Regions from separate parts of the Homo sapiens genome. Here regions 1 and 3 are each linked to region 2. Evidence: read pairs that join two places in POLR2A ChIA-PET (ENCODE). Cell type or tissue: HepG2. All regions are shown on one strand. Region 1 has its middle 26 kb from the start of FGFR3. Region 2 has its middle 7.4 kb from the start of LETM1. Region 3 has its middle 8.1 kb from the start of FGFR3.

Region 1 (2,500 bases), 97 kb after region 2:
GTCCCGGGATAGGGCCGGGCGTTCAGACAGCGCTCCGCATATGTGAGAGGGCCGGAGCTCTGTCTGGGAACAGCGACATCTCATGAGCAGCCTCCCCTCTGGCCCCAGAGCCCAGAAACTACTTTGAGAGAAAAGGATGAGGCCAGGTGGGGGGTGGGGAAGGGGTGCTAACCTGCCTATGGAACCTTGGAGCCAGGGCTTCCAGGAGGACGGGAGGCGTGCAGGGACCCAGCGACCTGGGGCTGAGCTCAGGAAACTCCCGCTGGCTGCCGGGAGGAGGCGGTGCTGGGGTTGCGAAGAAGGGCTGGAAGCCGGGGCCTGGGGTGGGGGTGGAAGGCGGGGTGGGCCGGGGTGGGGGCGGCGGCCGTGACCTAGCGGGGGCACCACCCCTCCCACCTGGAGAACACCCTTGGGTCTCTCCGAAGGGCACGACGGTACGGGCCGCCCCAGCTCTGCACAAAGGGCAGCTCCGGGCCGCTGCTGGCGGAGCGGGGTCGGGAGCGGGGCGCGGGGCGCGGGGCGGGGGGCTCCGGCCGGCGCGGGCGTGGCGGGCGGAAGGGGCTCCCCGGGCGCCGCTCAAAGGCCGCTAATGTTCGCTAATCCCGGCCTTTCAGGCGGCTGCGGCCCGAGCTGTTGGCCCAACAACAGGCGGCTGAAAGGGGAGCGCGGGGCGCTGGGGGCCGCTGCCCCCGCCGGCCCCGCCCCCGACCCGGCGGCCTCGCGCCCGGGACCCCAGCCCTCGGCGCCCGGAGGGTCCGCGCGCGCCTCCCGGTGGGGACACCGAGGCCGGGAGCGGCCGGGCGAGCGGGGCAGAGCGGAGGGGGGAAGGAGGGAGAGGGAGGGGGAGGAGGGGAGGGAGGGGCAGGAGGGGAGGGAGGGGCAGGAGGGGAGGGAGGGGCAGGAGGGGAGGGAGGGAGGAGGGGAGACCCGCCCCCTCAGGCTGCGCCGTGGTTCCCAGGCCGGGAGGGGCGCGGGGGCCCCCTGGTCGCAGACGGGCCGGGCCCCTCTGGAGCGTGACCCCGGCTTTCAGCGCCGCCCCTGGCCCGGCCCCAGCGCCTCGTTAGGGATTTAATTAAGGAGCCGCCGGGGATTTGCATAATCTCCGAGCCGCGCGGGGAGCCCCGGAGGCGGGCGGGCGGAGGGGGCGGTGGGGCCGGGCGCGCCTCTGGGCTTGGGTCTCCCAGTCGGGGCCGCAGGGGCCGGAGCAGACGAGGGACCACCGCGGGCAGGAAGCACCCTTTGTGCCACCGCCGGCCCTGGAACTCCCCGTCGGAGCCGGAGGGTCCCCTCCACGGCCGACTGGCCTCGCGGACCCAGCTGGACGGGACAGGGCTCCCCGGGGGGCCGCGCTCACCCCACCCCCCCTTCCCCCGGCAAACAGCAAAGGCAAACATTCCAGCCGCGCCCGCCGGAGCCAGGAGGGTGAGGGCAGGCGGCCGACCCCTGCCAGTGGCAGGACATCCCCCTACAGCCCTGGTCTGAAGAGGGCAGGGACCAGGCTCTGGCTGGAGCTTCTGTGCTGACCCCTGAGGCGGGGATGGCCGGAGACCCGTCCTCGGACCCTGGACTGGAGAGGAGGTGGGGGAGGGGCCTCGGGCGACCTGCTGAAGGGCCCTGTGGCTGTGGCTGAGCGCGGGTCACTAAGGCCCGAACTGGGTGGGTGAACCCTGCTTTCGCAGCCGCCCACAGGGCCCCTGCCTCTACAGGCAGTCCAGATGGAAGACAGGGTCCCAGGCCTAGAAGGGGGGGCACGTCCCTGCCCCTCCCCTCCCTCCTCGACTGGCACCTCAGAGCTGGGAAGTGCATGACAATGTGGCCTTGGGAGGGTTGCCGGGACTCAGCAGGAGGCGTTGCAGGCCTGGGCCATCCTCTGGGCCTCCGCCATGGCCCCAGCAGCCTCCTCACGCCTGGCACTCGCCTGCCCTGCGGGCATTCCCACAGCCTTCAAAGGGCATGTGGGCCCTGAGAGGGGCAGGGCCTTTCATCTCCTGGGTGGCAGGCCCAGAGCTGAGTGATTCCAGGGGTACTGGCCTCCCAGGCCCTGCCCCCTAATACCCTGGTGGGACCTGGCACCCCAGCCAGCCTGGGCTCTGCCCACCATGTCAGGGAGGGGCCCCAGGGCAGGGCAGGAGGTTGGGAAGGTGTGAGCCTGCACCTAGGCCCAAGGCCACCTACAAAGGCCTGAAATTACACCCTCCTCACGTTTGACCCCAGCCCCAGTCCCCACAGGGACCTTGCTGTCCTGGGTGGCCTCCTGTCCCCTGTGCCCACGGCAGCCAGGGGATCCCCCACATCCTGCCCCACCCCACACCGGCAGTGGCTCCTGTGACCTCCAGGTCAGAACCAAAGCTCCCTGGTGCCCACTAGGCTGCAGCACTAGTGCCCTGTGCTCCACGCCCTCCTCCCTCCTCCCTCCTCCCTTCTCCCCACTCTGTGCCTGCTCCGTTGCTGGAATGCAGGTGCCTTGCTCATCTTCACCCCTCTGAGTATCCCTCCAGGG
Region 2 (2,500 bases):
CTGGGTCCTGGGTGGGACCAGAGTGACCCTGAGCAGGTGGTCAGGGACAGTAGCAGCCAGGCAGAGCCTGGCTCTTTAATCTCTTTATGACTCTCCTCTTTTCTCTAACGAAAAGCTCTGTATCTGGCTGTCAGCCGTATAGTCACCGCCTACTCAGGGCCTACAGCCCTAGGAGGGAGAGTCCTCTCTCCCTTCCATGTGGCTCTTCATGGCTGCATGTCTGGTACCTCCTGGCCCTGACCTCCCTATAAAGGCTGCTGCCAAAGGAGCCCCTGAGCCCTGGCTTGGCCTCCCCAACCCCCACAGGGCTGGGGTCCCCCAGGGGCCAGGCTCATTGCCGTTTCCATGGAGATGTGTGCACTCTGACCCCAGCCTTTCTCCGTCCCAGGCCAGATAAAGAGGGCTTCCAAGTGGAAACCAGCAGCCTCAAGCTGCCCCGCCTCCCAGGCCCCAGGTGGCTCCTGCCTCCAAGGAGGGGAGGGAAGGAGGCCCCATCCCCTCAACTCAGGGCCCAGCAGGTCCAGAGCTGAAGCAGAGCCGCAGCTAGGGCCAGAAGGGCCTCCCCTGAGGCCCTCCCAACAACCCTTTCCCAGCCTAACCACTCTGGTCTCCGGGTTGGAACCTCACCTTTCCCAAGTTCTGGCTCTGTCCCAGCTCCCACTCAGCCCAAAGGCCACATTGGTTCCCTGGGATGGCCCATGGGAGTGACAGCTGCAGCCACTGGAAGCCCAAGGGCAGCACTGCAAGGCCTCTTAGGGCCATGTGAGCAGAGCTTCCACTGAGTTGGGGTCCCCATCGGGTAGGGGTGATGGACATGGGGGCTGAAATCCAGCTGAGGAGCCCCACTTCCCTCCCTGTGTCCTGGCTGAGTCCCAGTGGTCACCTCCAAGAATAAACCACATATCAGGACCAGGCTTCAGTCGTGGGGGCAACTGGAAATCCATCTCCCCACAAAGATGCTTCCTGGAGAGGCCACCCAAGCAAGCAGAGCCCCAGGCCTCAGAGGTGACCCGCACTGGTGTCACCCCTTGGACAGTCAGACACCCACCTTTGGCAAGCACCAATCTGAACTTTACCCCTCTCGCTGTGCGAGCTCTCAGCTGAGGGACAACTTCCTCTAGAGCCCTCCTTCCTCCCCCATAGCCCCATGAACACTACCTCTGGACTGGACTGGGGGGCTCCCAGGCCAGGTTCCCGCTCCTACCAGTTTCTTAGGACCACAAAATGCCAGAAAGTTACCCTCATCGTTCTGGAGCCTAGGAGCCTGAAAACAAGGTGCCAGCAGGGTGGGAGGCTTTGGGGAGGGTCCTCCCTGGTATCTCCTCAGCTTCCGGTGCTTGCCTCAGACCTTTGGTGGCAACCTCTGATCCCTGGCTCCGTGGTCACGTGGCCTCTGCCTTGCACATCGCCTGAGTCTCTTTTCTCTTAGGAGGAGCACAGATCTATTGGAGTAGGGCCCTTCCTAATAACCTTATCTTACCTTGGTTACATCGGCAAAGACTCTATTTCCAAGTGAGCTCGCACTTAGAGATGCCAGGTTAGGGCCCGAAAATCTCTCTTTTGAGACAAGGTCTCAGCTCTGTCGCCCACGCTGGAGTGCAATGGCACGATCACGACTCACTGCAGCCTTGACCTCCGAGGCTCAAGCGATCCTCCCGCCTCTGCTTCCTGAGTACCTGGGACTACAGGCCCATAAGACCACGACCGATTTCGTTTTTTTTTTTTTTTTTTGGTGGGGGGGTCTAGCTATGTTGCCTAGACTGATCTCAAACTCCTAAGCTCTAGCAATCGTCCTGCCTCCACCTCCCAAAGCACTGGGATTACAACCATGAGCACCTGGCTCTACAACACCTCTCTAACTAGTTGCAGGACCTTAGCAACTACAGTTGGGACCTGGTGTCAGGTCAGAGCCAGCCCCAGCCCGTAGCGCTCACCTGCACGCCTTCTCCCTCTCCCCAGGGCGGCAGGGCTGGGACTGGTGATAGCCAGGCAAGCGCAGTGTCCAGGCAGGAGAAGAGGCCCGCGGGGTCCTTGACCGCCCTCAGGGCACCCACTCAGCCACGACCCCCCCACCCCCCACTCCCCAGTCCTGGCCTCGCTTCCGTGGAGGCCCTGGCTAGGCCCCGCCCCGTCCCAGGCCCCGGTTCCCGCGCACCCCGCGACCCCGCCCCAGCCGGGCTCTTCGGATTTTGCAGCGCGAGGTCCCTCGAAGGGAAAGGGAAGACAGCGAGGCCTGGGTGCCGCGCCCCCCACTTCCTCCTGCCGCCCCCGCAGCCCCCGTTCTGCACAGGGACTTCCCCGGGGTCGGGACCACCCAGAGCAGGGCGCGCGGCCATTGCTGCCCACTCACTCTGGCTTTGGCTAAAGAAACATTGTTTCGTGCTAAAATAGCACTTCTTTTTTTAATTATGAAAATGGCAGGAAATTAAAACCCACAGCAGCAGAAGGAAGAAAATAAAAGTTCTTCCTAAACCCTGTGCCTGCAGCGACGTCTTTGGGG
Region 3 (2,500 bases), 78 kb after region 2:
AAGGGGAGTCTGTTGAAGCCACAGGGTTGCCCCATTTTACAGCTGGGTATCGTGACGCACCTCACACGAGGTATATTCTAACAGCCGTTGGCTGAGGGTCTGCTGAGGCACTGGGTAGAGCGTCCCCCAGTGCTTCCGCTCAGCAGGGAGATGTGGGCCGTGGGTGCCTTAGGAGGCTGGCAGGGCTGGGATGTCAGCGCCGTCGACACCTCATCCCTGTGCAGCTCCCAGCCACGCTTCCACCCTCCCTGACCACCTGTGGCCAGCCCCACGCTCTGGGCTCCTCCATCTATGGGCCTGCCTTTCCAGGGACCCAGTCCCAAGGCTGACTGGGGCCCTGATGGACAAGACGACCCTTTCTGCCCCAAGCTTGGGGCCACCTCTGCCTCCAGCTCTCGGAGTCCCCAGGGCTGGGCAGGACAGTGGAAGCAAGGTCTGCAGCCCCTAATAGAGACATCTTCGCCTCCTGAGGCCTCCCTTCCCCGCCACGCCTGCCTGCCTCCCCCGGCCCCAGTCTGCTGACAGCTTCATTGTCCACTGACCTGGGCAGGGGAGGGACCGAGGGCATGGGGGTGCTGACCGGCGCCAGGCAGAGGCAGGCGCCCGGGAGAAGGTGCCTACGCAGTGTGCACCCAAGCCACACATAGCTGGTGCCCACGCCTATGCCACACCTGTGCCCACACCTGTGCCACACTATAGCCCTGGTCAGACAGGGCTGCCCAAAGGGCCTCAAACCTGCTGAGCCCCAGCTGGGGAGTGAGGGCCTCAGGGGCCTCCCAGGGGCACAGTGAAGGGGATGGGAACTGGGGGGCGGGGGAGGTGCCCCTTCCCAACCAAAGGGGACAGAGAGCTGGACACAGAGGCTGGGGCTGGGGAGGCTTTGAAGGCAGGGTGAGGACCAGCAGGTCCTGGGGTGGGGGCACATGGAGTGCCCGCCAGGCCTGGGCTCAGACTGCACCCACCCAGCTTGCAGCTGAGCAAGGACCGGTCACTGTCAGGGCCGGAGGGGCAGGGCAGCGCACACTCGGGAGGGCGGGTTGACCAGAGCCTTGGGTCCCAGGCCCGGGGTTATCTCAGGATGGGGGTCTGTGTTGCCTCAGTGTGGATCAAAGGGGCAGCTTATCAGGCCAGCCAGGCCAGGGCTGGCTTCCCACGGCCGCCCTTCCGCCCGCCCAGCTCCCCTCCCTGCTCCCAGCAGCCTTTGCTCCCTGCGCCTCCCTGCCCATGGGGACCTTCCACCCTCCCTTCTCTGGGATGCCTTCTGAGGCCTGCCCAGGCCCTGTGGCTCTGAGGCTTATCCCCAGATTCACCCCTCAAGGATCTGGTCTACAGCCAGGCCATGACTGACCCCCAGGAGTGGGCAAGGAAGCAGCCTGCAGGTCTAGAGTGGAGGGCCACAGGGATCGCTCCCTGGATGACAGGTCCGTTCATCTGGAGGCAGAAGGCAGGGCAGGCAGAGCGCATTCAGGCAGCGGCAGCTGTGTGCCTAGGGACCACAGGCAGAAGGCACTGGTTCTAGGGTGTGAAACCGCTGGGGCTGGGTGGCCACATCCCAGGGGGGCACCCACCCTCTCAGAGGACATGCCCAGGGCACATGGAGCCATCCAGGTGCCCCTGTGGAGCTGCTTTGGGCCCAGGGGATTGGTGTTGCCAAAGAGAAGCTCTGGGAGCCACTACACCAGTGCCACCCGCCTGCCTGGGCATGGAAAACTGGGTCAGAGCAAGGCTGGGCAGGCTCCCTGTGCCAAGGCCGCCGCCTTGCTGTGCCCAGCCAAATGGGCATCCACAGCCAGGGCAGGGGCTTCAGGTGGCAGCACAGCCTGGGGCCCGAACCCGTGCCTGTGTGCTCACATGGTCACGTGTGCATGTGCTCTCACGTGTGATTGTCCTAGGGACACAAGTAATGTCAGAGGCTTCAGCTGACAGCCTTGGCTCAGGCCCCACATGCCCCGACCTGGCTCCAGACAACCTGTTGCCAGTGTGGTGTCCAGGATAGCCGAGTTTCCAGGCTAGCCCACAAAAGCTGCGTGCCCCAAGTGTCCTGCCCAGCTCTGGCCAGCTCAGGAGAAGGCCCCTGCCTGTGATCCTTGTATCTCCGGGGCTCGGGGAGATAAGTGAGTCAGAAGACAGGTGAAGAAGCTCAGCTTCGGGAGGACAGCCCCTGCCCTGGGTGCACAGCAAATCAATCATAGTCGCTTCCTGGCTGAGCACCTCAGGACTGCCCATCAAGCACCCTCCCTTGGGTCAAGCTCGTCCTGCCTCCCAAGCAACCCCCAGCTTGCTGCACCAGGACACACCCCCATCTTCCGCATGGCTGCCTCAGAGAAGCTGCCAGGGTTCCGCAAGAGCTGTGCCTTGGCCTTGAGGCTGGCCCGGCCGTGTGGGGCTCATTAGCCCTCGAGGCTCATCCTCCTGGCGGTGCAGGAACTGCAGGACACTGTCACGGGCACCTCAGGACTGAAGCCCTGGGCCCCATACCCCTGCCCAGCCTCTAACCTGG

What was found. Peaks named below come from ENCODE experiments on the same cell type or tissue, not always from the same donor. Only the 100,000 strongest peaks of a DNase experiment are listed, where the experiment ranks them.
Region 1: POLR2A ChIA-PET joins it to region 2 with 8 read pairs; 6 of 35 experiments call an interaction of 5 or more read pairs at or near these places.
Region 3: POLR2A ChIA-PET joins it to region 2 with 5 read pairs; 3 of 35 experiments call an interaction of 5 or more read pairs at or near these places.

What each region holds. Positions count from the first base shown.
Region 1 is chr4:1,765,776-1,768,275 of GRCh38, reverse strand. No RefSeq gene overlaps it. Among named protein-coding and RNA genes, the nearest start is that of FGFR3, 26 kb to the left of the region's middle. RefSeq lists enhancers at 1-170, 1,249-2,108. In HepG2, CTCF peaks have their summits at 268 (motif pointing right), 774 and 2,385; DNase peaks (open chromatin) are centred at 405 and 1,445; H3K4me3 peaks cover 1,354 bases.
Region 2 is chr4:1,862,287-1,864,786 of GRCh38, reverse strand. No RefSeq gene overlaps it. Among named protein-coding and RNA genes, the nearest start is that of LETM1, 7.4 kb to the right of the region's middle. In HepG2, no CTCF peak of the experiment used is centred here; DNase peaks (open chromatin) are centred at 327, 682, 1,071 and 1,356; H3K4me3 peaks cover 1,722 bases.
Region 3 is chr4:1,783,955-1,786,454 of GRCh38, reverse strand. No RefSeq gene overlaps it. Among named protein-coding and RNA genes, the nearest start is that of FGFR3, 8.1 kb to the left of the region's middle. RefSeq lists a cis regulatory region at 193-1,567. In HepG2, no CTCF peak of the experiment used is centred here; DNase peaks (open chromatin) are centred at 1,124 and 1,899; H3K4me3 peaks cover 1,229 bases.